Regions from separate parts of the Homo sapiens genome. Here all the other regions are linked to region 2. A link is an interaction called in ENCODE POLR2A ChIA-PET data of the cell type or tissue named here. Cell type or tissue: HepG2. All regions are shown on one strand.

Evidence for each region. Peaks named below come from ENCODE experiments on the same cell type or tissue, not always from the same donor. Only the 100,000 strongest peaks of a DNase experiment are listed, where the experiment ranks them.
Region 1: POLR2A ChIA-PET joins it to region 2 with 13 read pairs; 2 of 35 experiments call an interaction of 5 or more read pairs at or near these places.
Region 3: POLR2A ChIA-PET joins it to region 2 with 16 read pairs; 6 of 35 experiments call an interaction of 5 or more read pairs at or near these places.

The regions. Positions count from the first base shown.
Region 1 is chr2:230,984,806-230,989,805 of GRCh38, forward strand. SPATA3-AS1 (SPATA3 antisense RNA 1) reads right to left here. Exons shown (of 6, transcript NR_033879.1): 5 at 2,179-3,374; 6 at 1-1,305. Among named protein-coding and RNA genes, the nearest start is that of SPATA3-AS1, 8.7 kb to the right of the region's middle. RefSeq lists a silencer at 676-860 and enhancers at 1,914-1,963, 2,365-2,864. In HepG2, a CTCF peak has its summit at 2,593 (motif pointing left); DNase peaks (open chromatin) are centred at 2,556 and 3,086; H3K4me3 peaks cover 1,195 bases; H3K27me3 peaks cover 1,123 bases.
Region 2 is chr2:231,048,461-231,053,460 of GRCh38, forward strand. It overlaps C2orf72 (chromosome 2 open reading frame 72), which reads left to right. Exons shown (of 3, transcript NM_001144994.2): 3 at 1-1,259. LOC112268432 (a long non-coding RNA gene) reads right to left here. Exons shown (of 2, transcript XR_002959456.2): 2 at 416-5,000. Among named protein-coding and RNA genes, the nearest start is that of PSMD1, 5.9 kb to the right of the region's middle. RefSeq lists an enhancer at 4,403-4,462. In HepG2, a CTCF peak has its summit at 4,585 (motif pointing right); DNase peaks (open chromatin) are centred at 1,621, 2,041, 3,816, 4,571 and 1 weaker place; H3K4me3 peaks cover 3,220 bases.
Region 3 is chr2:230,998,351-231,003,350 of GRCh38, forward strand. SPATA3 (spermatogenesis associated 3) reads left to right here. Exons shown (of 5, transcript NM_139073.5): 2 at 2,016-2,187; 3 at 4,334-4,477. The coding sequence ends at 4,439. Among named protein-coding and RNA genes, the nearest start is that of SPATA3, 4.7 kb to the left of the region's middle. In HepG2, CTCF peaks have their summits at 1,303 and 2,141; a DNase peak (open chromatin) is centred at 2,131; H3K27me3 peaks cover 2,105 bases.

The DNA of each region.
Region 1 (5,000 bases), 64 kb before region 2:
TGCCGGTCATCCCAGATCCCAGCTGCCTCACTCTCCATTGAGTCCTATGACCTTGAGCCTTGATTTCACTTGTTCAAACCCCTCATAAGCATTTGCTGGCTGTCCAATGTACTTTGGACCCCAGGCTTATGAGAAAACTCATTTGGCAATTAATCCTACTCTCACCTTGGACCGGTTCTGCAAAGTCCCAGATTCTTGTGGGGAGAGTGGGCGTTTCAAAAGCGTAGAGAAGCTAACAAGCCTCTCGTCAAAACCACCCTCAAAGATCACCTATAAACCACCAGAAGCCAGGACCTTGAAGCTCAAAAGCAAAAATCCGCTTGTTACCTAGCCTTGCAGGGAGAGGATCCCTGGCCCTGGGGCAGGTCTACTTTGGAGATGAAGGGAGGGAGGGAGGAGGGAAATGGATTTGTTACAGAGATTTCAATCTTTTCTTCCTTCACCTCCGGATTTTATAAGTGGCTTTCCTGGACTAAGCCACAGTCATGTGTGTGGCAATCTACTGTATGTTATTCTCTTGGATGAGCTGCCTTGAGAACAAGGCTCCTGAGGGCAGAAAGAAGCTGCCCTATCTCCCTGTGAGTGGGTCACAGGGTAACCTGTGCAAGGCTGGGCAGGGCAGGTGCTGGATAAAGTCACTGGGGGAGAGGGGAGGAAGGGGGGGGGGAGGTCCACACCTGTGGGTCTCACGACTCAGGCGACCCCTTAAGGGACTGCTGCCACCAAGAGGAATACTGGGGTGAGCTTTCCCACCTCGCCACCCAGATCCGTTGTCCCCTCTGGGCCACGCGTGTGTCCAAAGCCATGACAGGGACAGACAAAGGCCCACACCATGTGGGCCCACACTTGGTTCCGGGGCTGAGTCCTGTGCCCAGCGCCTGACACAGCTCCACGCCCAGCTGGTGCTCATTCAATGCTGAATGCCTCAGAGAATCTTCAGGCCTGCCATCCTCAGCCAGGGCCTTGAGAGTCCCCTTATTAGTCAGGTTTCCCCAGAGAAACAGAACCAATGGGATGTGGACAGGGAGAGAGAGAGAGGGAGAGACAGAGGAAGAGAGAGAGGTTGATTTTAAGGAACCGGCTCACTGATCGTGGAGGCCAGTAAGCCCACATCTGCAGGGTAGGCCTGGGCGCTGGGGAACCAGGAAGAGCTGATGCTGCAGTTCTAGTCCCAAAGCCTTCTGCTGACAAATCCCCCCTCTCAGGAATGTTTTTCTTTTCCAAGGTGAGGAAGAGGTGGGAGGTGAAGGGTGAGGGTCAATCTTTGTCTTCAGGTCTTCAACAGAGGGAGCAGGACCCGCCCACCTGGTGAGGTAATTTGCTTTACTCAGCACTCATCCACTGATTCAGATGTTACTCTTATCAAAAAATACTTTCCCAGATACATCTAGAATAATGGCTGATCAAATATCTGGGTACCGTGGTCCAGCCAAATTGATGCATAAAATTATCCTCCCACTTCCCCACCCCTGGCCCCTCCAAGGCCCTCCGGGGTTCTCCGGGAGTCTGGCTCTCCATCTCCTCCTCTTTGCCCTCCGGCTTCCAGGCTGTGCGACCCTGAGGCTCTTCCCTGCCCTGTTCTACCCAAAGGGGCCTCAGGGGCTTGAATTCCTCCTTCTTGGACCTTTTTCTCTTTCCAGTCAGTGGATCCCATCACTTTGAGGGCTCCTGGAATGACATTTTCCCCAAGAAGCCTCTCCTGTATAAAACTGGGGGTTGTTGGCTGTGCCCAGAGGATGGGGGTGGCTTCCTTGCCCTCTTCACCCCCCACACCCCTGCCCCCTTCCCCCTGCATCACTGCCGGGCTGGACTGGGGGTGGGGGTTGGGGGAATATAAGCCCTGGATTGGGCGCCCTTATCTTGCTTTAATTTCCTCTAGAGCTCAGCGCCATGTGAGGTTATAGTAGTGGCCGACCTTGTTTACTCTTTCCTACCGGAGTATAAGCTCCAGGGGGCAGGGACTTCATCCCCAGAGCCTAGCCCAGGACCTGCACACGGAGGCACTCAGGGTGTTTGTTGATTGAATGAAAAACGTTCACTGAACACCTCTGTTGTGCCGCACACACTGTGCCAGGGCGTGGACGAAAGCTCAGCTGCCCAGGCCATTGACTATTTCTGAGCATTTCCACTCTCACGTTGTACACCCCTCATTTCTCTCTTCCTGGAGGGGCTCCCTACCTGAGCGCGGGAATCATCTTCCTTCCTCTCTCCTGGAGTCTGCCTGACTTGGTGTCCCAAGACAGGGACTGGGTCCCCTTTGAGCCCCTGGAGGAATGTGAACTGAGCCGATGAGGAGATGCCTCCTGTCTACTTGGAGGAAAGGGACCGGGACACACAGAGGCGCAGGGGGCTGAACCCTCGGTTCCAGCCCCGATAACTCATCCGGAGTCACGCGGTTCCGGGACTTTGCAGAGGAAAGGGGCGCGGGATGTGCTTTGGGAATAGAATTCCACCTTTGCACTCGGCTCTGCACCTGTCCTGCCCCCCGGAGATTCCTTGAGTCCACGTGGATCCGAGAGGAGAAGCTGTTGATCATTTCCTGTCCGCTGAGGCTGTGATCCCCGGGCGACCGGACCGGTAGCCCGGCAGCGCCCTCTGGTGGCCGGTGACGCTCAGCCAGCGCCGGGAATCGCCGCCCAGGCCCCAAGGACCAGAATCAGGAGCAGGATCAGGGCCAGGGCCAGGGCCAGGGCCAGGGCCAGGGCCAGCGCGGGAGGCAGATTTATCCCGGTGCACACCTCTAACTTATCCCTCCTACACAAGGCAGGACTCCGGCTTCTTTCCCTTTTCTGTGTATTTCAAAAGGAATGCACATTGAGCATAAAAAATATATGTAAACAAAAAGAAGCTCCCAGTCAAAGCTGTGATACTGTGTCCTGGCAGGACCAGCCAGGCCTGGGTCTCAATCCCAGACCTGCCATCTACCAGCTGACTGAATCTGAACAAGACGCTTAACTCTCCGAGCCACAGTTTCTGCATCTGCAGCCTGGGAATGGTGTGCTCTCCATTGCTGGGTTGTGTATAGATGACCTATGTACCCAGCACCTAGGACAGCCCCGACTGATGGGGGCAATTCTTATTAGACACAAAGGAGAATCTGTTAAATGTCCTTCAGTTTCTGCTCAGGTGTTCCCAGGGGGTGAGAGATGTTCCCAAAGATATAACTGCCTGCCTGATCGCCCAAGCAGAGACTGTATTTCCCAGATTTTCTGGCAGCCAGAGTTGGTCACAGGGCTAATTCTGGTCCATGGAATGTGGCTGGAAATGATGTGTCCAACTTCCGAGTCACGCCCTGCAAAGGAGGTTGTTTCCCCTCCATTCTGCTTTTCCATCCTCCTGCTGGCTTGGAAGTGGACGGTCCTGGATCAGCTGCCCTGGAGAAAGGAAAGGAAGCCACATATTGAGGATGGCAGAGCCTTCCTGACACCCCAGAACCACTGACATCTGCAGAAATAAATATTCCTAACCCAACGTATCTCTGGATCTCTTTGTTACACCAACTTAGATATAATCGTGGTGTTTCAAGTGCATGCCCAGGAGTCTTGGTATTCATTCTGAACACCAGCTGACAGAGCTTCTGCCTTTAGTGCCACTTCTTACCTTTAGTGTCTCCCCCCACCCCACCATGCACAAAAAAAAGCCCCTGCAAGGGCTGGACCCAGGGAACCCTAGGGATGGCTTAACTCCAGCCTGGTCATCCCCTCCCTGAGGTCACACTGAGGCTGGCAGCCCTGCCATCTGGATCATCCCCTCCCTGAGGTCGCACTGAGACTGGTAGTCCCACCACCTCTCTCTGCTCCTCTCCCCGTTCCATGGCTTCAGTGTGCCAGGGGCTGATTAAAGGTAGTCCAACGTGTCAGACAGTTAGTACAAGGGTTCTTCAATGACTGTCCGACTGCAGGTTGAACTGACAATGAACAAGACAGCACACTAGGGCTCCTTTACCCCAGTCAGGAGGGACAGAGTAGCTCAAATCCATGTTTTGGGAGTCTGGAACCTCTATTCCTTCCTGGTACTCCCCAGTTTAGGATATGTTGATAAAAGCTGGTTTAGAGAAGGCAAAAAGCAAGCCCCAGCCCCAGGTAGGGCCTCCTACCTCCCCTAGTAATCTCAATCTTGAGACTCCCACACTAGGGTAAACCTGTGGAAAGGCCAATTCCTGTATGGTGAAGTTGTCAGGTCTAATTTATCTTGGATGAAAGTCTAGCATCCATCTTTCTTTTTTTTTTTTTTTTTTTTTTTTTTTTTTTTTTTTTTTTTTTTTTTTTAGACCAAGTCTGCCCAGGCTGGAGTGGCAGGCATCTGTAGTCCCAGCTACTTGGGAGGCTGAGGCAGGAGGATCACTTGAACCTGGGGGGTGGAGCTCACAGTGTGCCAAGATCACGCCACTGCACTCCAGCAGACTTGTTTAGTCTGTTTTTGAGACTTAGGCTTGCTCTGTCGCCCAGGCTGTAGTGCTGTGGTGTGATCTTGGCTCACTGCAACCTCTGCCTCTCCAGGTCAAGCAATTCTCCTGCCTCCGCCTCGGGAATGGCTAGGACTACAGGCACACCACCAGGCTCGAGTAATTTTTGTATTTTTAGTAGAGATGGGGGTCTCACTATATTGCTTAAGACTGGTCTTGAACTCCTGGCCTCAAGCAATCCTCCCACCTCTGCTTCCCAAATTGCTGGGCTTATAGGCATGAGCCACCGCGCCCGAGGATCCTGGAGTTTTTAGCGGGATTCTAGCTCAGAGTTTTCTGTTTGACACCCTGCTTTTCAGAGTTTTTTATGTTTATATTTTTAAAAATAATTTAGCATAACTTGGTAAAGCTCATTTTAAGAAAAATAACAAAGGGAACAACTTTCCCCACCGTTGGGTTTCCAGTCTCTGTGACCGTCCTTGTTCCCTCCGTACTGCCTCATCATGACACTCTGCTCACCCCGCGTGCTGGGCAGCAAACGAGTTCTATGCTTTCTGTCTTGTTTTCCTGAGGACCTTTCCTGGCGTTTTGACAG
Region 2 (5,000 bases):
TCACTGGCTCCAGAACTCCCGGCTGCCAGGGTAGCCCCTACCCCCAGCCCCTTGCTCCTGGACAGCAGTGGGTCTCACCTTTAGCCTCTGCCCCCAGTTCTGGTCTGACCCAACAGAGGGGCTCTATGATATTAAGAAGGGGCCCTTCCTGCTCTGTGCCTCAACCTATTCTCCATAATAGGGAGTCTAATCCTATTCCTTCCCTGCCTGATGAGGATGGTGTGAGGATGAGGAGGACGGCATCTCATTTGGGGCTTTTTGGCAGTGGGCCTCATTTTAATCCTGCAGGGCTGCCTGCCAGTGGATCTATCCAGCTGCTTCCTTGTAGCCAAGAATGAGTTCAATGAATTGTGATTCACTGATTTTATTGATTTTGTTTTAAAACAGGGAGACTGGTATTTTTGAAGCTGCTATCATTTTCTATTTCTTTATTAATTTCTTTGTAATCATCTTATTAAAGTTTTCTTATTTAGTGGGAGAGGGAGCTTTGTTTAAGTTTGGAATTTGCCTAAGGCAGAAGTTATAAGGCTTCATAACCTTTTGTATGTATTGCCAATATTTGAAACTTGGGAGATTACGTATAAAAAATACCTAGTTTTCTGGGTGGAGGATGGGGCATGCTGTCATCTCAAGTCTGCTGCGGCTCACCCCCACCACCTTTACCCCCTCCCCCGCCCTTCCCATCCCCCACTGCACTTCACTCATGTAAGACGTCTGCCCGGTGCTGGTCCAGGCGGGCATGTGAGTTTGTAGCCTCTGCTCCAAAGGATGGTTTACACATTATTTTTTCATTACCTTCAGTATTCCTGTGAATGGTTCAAGAGAGAAAGTCTTCATTTACTAAGATTTGGGTTCTGCCTCCCAAGTGACAATACGGGGCTGAGATCCCTCTCAGCTTCTTTGAGATGTGGCCACCATAAGCATCATCGTTGTAGGGACAGTCTCATTGCTGTCTTCTAGCAGACAGAAGAGTTAGGTGCCAGAAAGGACAATCTTGATGGTGGGTCCCCTCCCTGAAGGACTTTAAGAAGGCATAAAGGGGTTGGGGTGGAGGGTGGCGTGTGAAGGAGGAGGCCCTTGATTAGGTCAGTGGTCCCTGGGAGCCATCGGCGAGAGGCCTCCAGCCGGGTGACAGTCTGGGCTCTCGGGTACTAATCTTTCTAATATGGCAGTGGTTGTGGCACTTCTGACTTGAATTGATAATTCTCATATCTAATAAAACCAAGAAGTACCTCGTTGATATCTTATAGAAAACAAAATGGATCTTCTTCATTCTCCTAAGGGGCTCCTTGCAGAGAGACCCTGGAGAGCAGGGAAGCTTGGCAAATGGTGGAAATCTGTGGCCTGAAAGCCTCCCAGCCTCTGCCCTGGGTGACATCTCCCCTGCCGTACCAGCTGGGATTAAAAAACCTGTAGCGAGAAAGCATAAGTATATATTTAAAAAATGATTTTTAAATTTTTGTAGAGACAGGGTCTCACTATGTTGCTCGGGCTGGTTTCAAACTCCTGGGCTCAAGTGATCCTCCCACCTCGGCCTCCCAAAGTGTTGAGGTGACAGGCATGAGCCAATGGCCAGATTTTTGAAAAGACAGCATTCAGCTTAGGATACAATGGTGTGTGTGTGAGCGTGTGAGCACGCACATGCATGTTTAACCAGAGCTAAAATAACCTTAACTGAGTCTCAGAGAATTCTTTCTACTATTTGGGTCACACTTTTTCTCCTCTCCTAGTGTTTGTCTCCAAACCTTAGTGCACAAGAGTCCCTGGGTTGTCAAACCCAAAACTTAAGGCAACCCTGCAAAGGGGCCAGGAGCTGAGTCCCCAAACCTTTGAACTGAACGAGCCCCCCTTACCCTAGCAGAGAACTGTGGATTCAGCCTTGCTGGAGAAGACGAAGGACTGCCTGGTTAACTTGAAAGCAGCCTGTACTTTAAAGTGTAGCAAAGCAAAGCTGCAGGCTTTATTCCCTGGGGTCAGGAGGCCTGGACTTTGTCCTGTTTGTATGGCAAACACAGCCAGCCCAGTGAGTGAGTGCAGGAAGCTGGCTGTTTGTACCCAAGGGCTGCATAACCGCTTCTGACCTGGTTTTGTGTGTTAGTGGATCGAGGATTGGGACAGACGTGGAATTTGGCCTGGGCAGCCTGCCACTTGTGTAACCTTGGAGCTCAGGAAAAAATGAGGTGCAAGGGAGAGGGTGGATAGCCAGGATCCCACATGGACCCTTCAGATGCCTTTGGTCTGAGCCAGAGCCCTCTGGATCCCTTATATTGGGGCTGCCTAATTGGGACTGGAGGCAGAGACGGCCCTCCTGGGACATGCCATGGTTCACACTGTAGTGGGGGCCAGGATGTGGGGTAGCTCAGGTCCAAACCGGGGCTGGGTGCTGAAGCCACTGTGGGGCTGTGGTTTTGGCAAGGGTGAGAACCCTCTCTGGTGTCCTTCCTGGGCTCCCCAGCCCCAGCTGGGGCTCCTGCCACAAATGCAGACCGGGGACTGCCTGTTCTTTGACCAGTGAAATTCAGAGACCCTCAAGGAAGGCTTGAGGGTCTCTGAATTTGCTGTCCTCATCTGCACTTAGAGTAATTGCACTTAAGTTGCTGTCCTCATCTGCACTTAGAGTAATTAGGTGCCTCGCTTAGTCCTGTGACCAAGCCTGATTTTGAGTCGTGGTTACAGAAACTTAGTCTGTGTCTTGTAGCCCTGAGCTCCTCCTCTTCCTCACCAGTTAACAATATCTCAAAGAAGGGTGTTGTCCTGAACCATTACCATAACCCCAGCCTAAGCTCACCCTGACCACCACTGTCCCAGGTATATCACCGGCTCCAGAACTCCTGGCTGCCAGGGCAACCCCCGCCCCCAGCCCCTTGCTCTGGGACAGGAGGGAGTGGGTCTCACCTTTAGCCTCTGCCCCCGGTTCTGGTCTGACCCAGCACATGGCAGCTCCAAAGAGCGGACAAAACCTTGAAGCAAAGCCAAAGGGCCAGGCCTGAATGGGAGGTCAGAGGGAAGAAGGCCCAGGAGAGGGTCTAAGCCAGCCCTGTCTAAGAGGAATCTAACGCAGGCACATAGGTAGCTTTCTATGGTGGCCACATTAGAAAAAAGTAAAAAGAAATAGATAAAATTAATTTTAAGCATACATTTCATTTAGCCCAATATATCTAAAATATCATTTCAACTGTAAATTATCGAGACATTCTGCATTCTGTTTTGCATATTGTCTTTGAATCCCATGAGTTTACACTTAGAGCCCAATTCAGATACTACATTTTCATCAGAAAAACTTGATCTGTATTTAGATTTAATTAAATGTACAGTCGTAAACATTCACATCCTCAAATTGTTTCAGAAATACTGAAAGGTTTTGCAGTTATGGAATTTCTATCTATTTTTAAATTTCAATTAATTAAAGTTAAAGTTTAGAATGCATTTCCTCAGTTGCACTAGCCACATTGCAGCTGCTCAATAGCACTTATGGCTGGTGGCTACTGTATTGGACAGCACCCCTCAAGAACAGGGGAGGCCTCGCGCGGTGGCTCATGCCTGTAATCACAGCACTTTGGGAGGCCAAGACGGGTGGATCACCTGAGGTCAGGAGTTCAACACCAGCTTGGCCAAGATGATGAAACCCCATCTCTACTAAAAATACCAAAATTAGCCGGGCGTGATAGCGGGCACCTGTAGTCCCAGCTACTTGGGAGGCTGAGGCAGAGAATCGCTTGAATCCGGGAGGCAGAGGTTGCAGTGAGCCAAGATTGCGCCACTGCACTCCAGCCTGGGCGACAGAGCGAGACTCCGTATCAAAAACAAACAAAAAACAGGGGAAACAGGTGAGAGGCCTGTCTTGGGGATTCATTGTGATTCCTGCGGCAGTTGCCTCCCCAGACACCCAGAGCTTGCTGGTCATCCCAGACCCTTGGGCAAGGGCAAGACAGCAGCGTCCAGCAGTCGGCTTGTGCAGGGCAGCCTTCCAATTGCCCAAAATATGCGCCCTCCCGGACACCATCCTTGGAAGAGAACCTAGTTCCTTACCGATCCTTTCGTGCCTCAGTCCACCCAGACCAATTCCAGCCTTGGTGAGGCGTTTCCCTCTGACCAAGCACCCACCCATGGGAGGCCCGTGTCACCCGGCTGCGTTTCGCATCTCTGCTCCCATGAATAAATGTATTTACTCTAAAAACGTGTGGCTCGTGTGTTGTACGTGAAACAGCCACCAGCCTCGTGCTGAGTAGCCGTAAAATCTGTGGTGTATTGAGCGGAGCGCTGCGCTGCGTGTCCCGGCGGCCCTGCCAGGTAGGTGGATCCAGCCATCCCTTTCCCTTTGGCGGGAGAGGCTGGGCTCGAGGGACGCCCGCGGCCACAGCGCTGCGCTGCGAAGTGGCAGAGCAGAGATTTGATTCCCGGGCTCCCAGGCTCCACGGGCCTGCCTTTTCCACCTTATCTCCGTGCAGCCCAAGAGGCAGTCGAGCTCGAGTCTTGACGGGAGAACGGAGCCCTTCTAAAACCCGGGGATTTGAATGCCTGCAGGATGCGCGGTGCGCTAGGGGCGGTCACAGCTTCCTCCGGAGCGCCCGCCTCCTAGAAGGCCTTGCGCCCACTAGCGGGCGCCGCGGGGAGATGCTCTGGGCAGCTCGGAAACCACGGTGGCCTCGCCGGGAAAGAGAGCGCCTAACCCAGGGCCAGGCACCGCCACGATTTCCTTCACCCTGACACGGCCCCCAGCCCAGCCGATACCTGTGTGAGGCCACAGCTGACCTCGATTGGGCTTTGAGAAGTTTTGTGTCACTCAACTCTGGAGGGAGGTTGTTTCTAAACCGAGCACATCCTAAGAATTTTTTCCGTGATTTCACTATGTCCTAAAAAATAGAGCTCATTTTAGAGTCTTGGACAGGGCGGGGGTTTCAGAACCGTAGGTCTGAGTTCTAGCCCTGTGCCAATAACTAAATGACCGGGTGTTCATCCGATCATCTGAGAAACGTTTATTGAGCACCTATTACGTGCCC
Region 3 (5,000 bases), 50 kb before region 2:
GCCAGTGAGAGAAACATTTCTGGGTTATGATCTTCAGAACTGGCATCTTCAGTACTGGTAGAAAGCAAGACTTTCCATTCCCAAGTCTTTTAATGAACACATGTGACTCATACTCAGAGAAGAATTTGGCCCATTGAACAGGCAAAGCAAGAAAGCAAGAAATGGTGGTGGCTCGCCAGTGGTTACAGCAGACACCCTATACTTCTTCCAAAGGAATTCTCTGCGTAGAAAGGAATGTTGGAGATGAAGGATGAGGGCCTGCAAGTAAAGCGTGCCATTTTCTAAAATCCAAGCCTTTTTGTGTGCAGAAATATTGTAGCTCAAGAAAATGCCAGTCTTCCACTAGGATGGGTATAATCAGAAGGATGGACAATAACAAGTGTTGGTGAGGATGTAGAGAAGCTGGAATCCTCATACACTGTAGGCGGGAATGTAAAATGGTGCAGCTGCTGTGGAAACAGTCTGGTGGTTCCTCAGAGGAACATGAAGTTACCTTATGACCCAGCAATTCCACTTCTCAGTATACATCCAAGAGAATTCGAAGCATCTTATTAAGCATATTAGAAGCACACCAAAACTTGTACACAAATGCTCAAAGCAGCAGCATTTGTAATAGCCAAAAAGTGGGAACAACCCAAATGTCCATCAGCTGATGAATGGATAAACAAAATGTGGTATGAAATACCACAGTACAATGAGTATGGTGAAATACTATTTGGCAATAAAAAGAGATAGTGTCCTGATACATGGTACAGCCTGGATGAACCTTATAGACACTTGGCTAAGTGAAAGAATCCAGTCTCCCAGAAACCCACACATCGAATGATTCTATTTACATGAAATGTTCAGAATAGGCAAATGTATTGCCAGGGACTGGGGGAAATGGGAGAGTGGGGAGTAACTGCTCATGGAGATGGGGTTTCTTTTTGGGGAAATGAAGACGTTCTGAAATTAGTGGTGATGGCCACAAAACTTTGTGAATATACTAAAAACCACTGAGCACTCTAAAAGGGTGAATTTTATTGCCTGGGAATGATATCTCAATTTAAAAACTTTTTTGTAATTAAAAAAAAAGACAAGTCTTGCCTTTAGAATCCCCTCTCCTCATTCCGGGAAAGTACGTGTCGTGGGCAAGTCTAAGCAGAAAGTGTATTGAATCTGCCAGGTTGACCACCTGTTTCATGCAGCTTAGGGTCAGAAGAATCTGTAGCTCTGTCAAGAAGACGCAGGGCTACAGATAGGAAACAGGAGGGAATAATCCAGCCAGAAATTATCTTGCCCAACCACAGAGGGCATCATCTACATTCTGCTGGGATCCATACCAGAGGAGGACAGAAACAGAAAATAGGATCGGGACTGGAAACTAGAGCTGTGGTTGTCTTCTGGATGGATCAGAATGCTCTAGATCAATGGAACGTGGCAGCTCCAATTCCAGGAATGTCAGTGCAGCCTCTCCTGAGGTGAGCAGTCACCTGAAATTCCATTTTCACTGAATTAAACGTGAGAAAGCCTGAGTTGAGAAAGCCAACTTCTGTAATCTACTCCCCAAAAGGGCATATCCCTTAAATTAGCTGAGCCTCAGTTTCCTTATTTGTAAAACAAGACCAGCAGTATCCCCTTTACAGGATTACTGTGAAATTAAATGAGATGAGCATGCTAAGTGCAAAGCATCCTGAAGGTGTAAGCCATGGCACCATCAGCACCACCTCCATCATCATCATCGTTGTTGTCGTCGCTGTTGCTACTCCCAGGTAGCACCAGTATAAAACAGCCATTTTCCCATGCGGTCAGTCTTCTCTTCTGTTTGGTTAGAGAACATTTTGTGGGAGAACTGCCTTCCTTAGGTAGTTCAGTCCCAAATCCTCAATGATGCCTTGGAAAAAATCCAGCGTTCGCCCTGGTAATCCTGCAGCTGCTGCCGTTGTGGGGGGCCTTCTCAGACTGTGTTCCAGACTCCCCCGCCCCAGCCTCCCAGGGCAGGTGCCTCCCTCACCTCTCTCCTTCTGTCCCCACAGGGCCTCTGATTCGCGCCGGCCCGCATTCCTGCTCCTGTGCCACTTGCCCCTGCAGCTCCGCTTGCTGGCGTCGTCTGGGGCTATGCCATAGCCGCATCTTCGATGTCCTTCTGCCTCGGGACTGGCAGATGGCGCCAGGGAGAGGACTCCCCAACCTGCTCACCTTCTACAGGTTCCAAGCGCGAGGGGCTGGAGCCTCGGGGCACACAGTCCCCAGGGCCAGGCTCTGCCCCCAGACCTTATTAGCAATCATGTATCACTTCCTCTTGGGAATCCCAGGCCGAAGGAAAGCCTTTCTTTCCCTCTTTGCTTTGCCCACTTCCTGGACGTTGGCAGGCAGGGCCCTTTCTGACCGGCCCCACCCCCGGGGTACCCACCCCGCCTGTACAGAGAGGTGCCAGTTTTCTTCCTCACTGGGATTCCTCCTCAGGGGCTTCCTTTTTCTTTTCTCCAGAGATGCCCTCCCCTCCTCAGAACACTCTCCCCCTCAGCCCTTCACAGAGTCGCTCAGGAGCTTTGTGTTTAAACACTGTTTGGCCATGCACCTCCGTGGGCCCTCAGTGGCCTGTGTCATAGGCAGGGGCCTTAGGTTCCTGATCTGCCTACGAATGTCGCCCAGAATTTAATGATAAAAAACTACTTGTAACTCATATGCCTCCTCCACACAATAGCAAGACGTCAGCCCCCTTCAGACTGTGCTGGGCTCTTTCTGGGGGTCTCCACAGGGAACATCTGCCCCCAGGCTGGTCTGTTGGTGGCGGCCCCCATGACATCACCCATAGTATCTGTCCTTCCTTCCTCTTCCCAAAAAGCCACCAGGAGCAGTGTCATGGCTGCCACCGCCCTCATAGGAAGACCCCATCCATGCAGGGAACAGACTGGAGATGTTCCCACGTTTGGGCGCTGCTAGGTTACATGCATGGGCTGGGAGAGGGGTCGCCATCTGCCCCACCTGAGGGCCTCACAGATCTCAATGGAAGAGGCCCTTCCACTTGGCGACCTCACACCCCCACCCCAGGAACTGAGGCCCCCCAACCCCCATCCTTGTCCTGTTCCTCTTCCCAGCCTCTTCCCTACCCAATCCCCTCTCCTTTCTGGAGCTGAAAAACTCCATCTCTCCTACACATGGAGATAAGTAAATAGATACCGGGGCGTGTGGGGAGAACACGCTTGGAGCCAAAAATACTCCACCACCCAGTAAGCTCCGTCAAGGAAAGGTCTGCCTGCCACCGTTAGCCACACCCTGCCCACACGCTTAGTACTTCCATCCATCCATGGCCAAATCGTGCCATGGGTTCATATCGTTTTAAAACCAGCAAGTGTTATTGAGGGAAACTTACTATGCAGAGGACATGGGGCACTGTGAGGGAAACCAGAACAGGGAACTTTACCCCTAAAATTGTTGCAGTCGACATGGAGAGCTAAGACCCATGCATTTAGAAACCAAGATGCAAGATGCAAAGAGCCTTGTGTCCTCTAGGAGAGGCTCCAACAGGAACCTCTGAAAGGTTCCAACAGGAACAGGCTCCAACAGGAACCTCTGAAAGGTTCCTGTCAACAGCATGTGAGCCGAGTCCAGAAGGATCTTGAAGTCCTCTCTGGCTTAAGATGAAAAGCGGGAGCAATCTGGGTGCAGGAAAAGGCAAGCGTGAGGCTCAGAATCAGGAAAGTGAGCAGGGAGAGACAGGGTCCATATCTGGCCAGGGCAAGACATGTAGTTTTAATTCTGCTCCAATTTTAGCACTGGCATGCTTTTCTCAATGGAGTGTAATGTTGGCTCTTGGCTTTCAATCCACATTCACATTAAACAAGAATCCCTATTTTTGTAGGATTTTTATCAAAACGGGTATTGCATTTTTTGAATGCCCTCCTCACAATTATTGCCTTAGTCATGTTTTCCTTGCCTTTGTGTGGGTGTAATATATTATTTCCCAAGTTCCTTTCTCTCAATGGAGTGAAGTGATAGAACTTACCTCATAGGGTTGTTGTGAGGCTGGAAGAAGACACTGGGTGTGAGGTATTTAGCACAAGGCCTGGCTCACAGCAGACTTGACCACCTTCCTAACCTGGTCCCCTTCTGAGTGTTCAGGGCAGCTAGCATCCCAGGCCAGCTCACCCTCCGATCCTCAGGGGTCTTTCAGTAGGGACTTGTTGGAAGGATGGGAAGAATTAAATGCTCTCCTAAGAGGAGTTTGGAGAGGGGGAAGATGGGTATTCCTGCAATCCTGAGGGGGCCACATAATTTCCACTTTCTCCTGTTCGTAGAGAGGCACTGAAGCCCAGCTTCCCACCACCCCCACTTCTGCTTTGCTCTACAGAAAATCTTCAAGAAAACCCTCCAGTCATCGTAACGCGTGTCCTCCAAGCCCTCGGAACTGTGGCTGTGGCTCTGGGGGCTCTAGGAGCTGCCTACTACATCACTGAATCCTTGTGAACAAGCCCCTAGGCCCACAGTCTGGCAGGTATGTTGAGCGCTCTGTCCCTTCGAATGGAGGTGGTCTCTTCAGGTGGACCAAGCCCCGGCCTCTCAAGGGAAGCTTGCCAGTGGAGTGACTCCCTCCTGGCCTCAGGGTCAGCCGGCATGGCCCTCTAGGGAAGACCTGATGCTCTCAGATGACGCTAGACTCATTATTACAATCATCTAAACAGAGCCCCCACCTCCTCTGCCCCGGGATGGTGTCCCTGGTCATGGACCCTGGACAAGAGGAAATGGGAGGGATGGGGGCAAAGGTTTCTACCCATCTCGGACCTTTCTTGGAACTTTCTCCCTGCCTGGAAAGCTTGTCTCCTACCCAGTCCTACCAGTCCATCACCCATAAAGCCCCCTTCTTCCATGAAACCTTTCTCCATCTTCCCAACTTCAATGACGTCTTCCATCTTCTCAACCCCTGTCCTCTCCACCTGTGCCTCCTGTGTTGTGGATGATCCTGTCGTTTGCCTGTGGCCTGTCTCCCATCTGTCCTGCAAGACCCCTGAGGGCAAGGG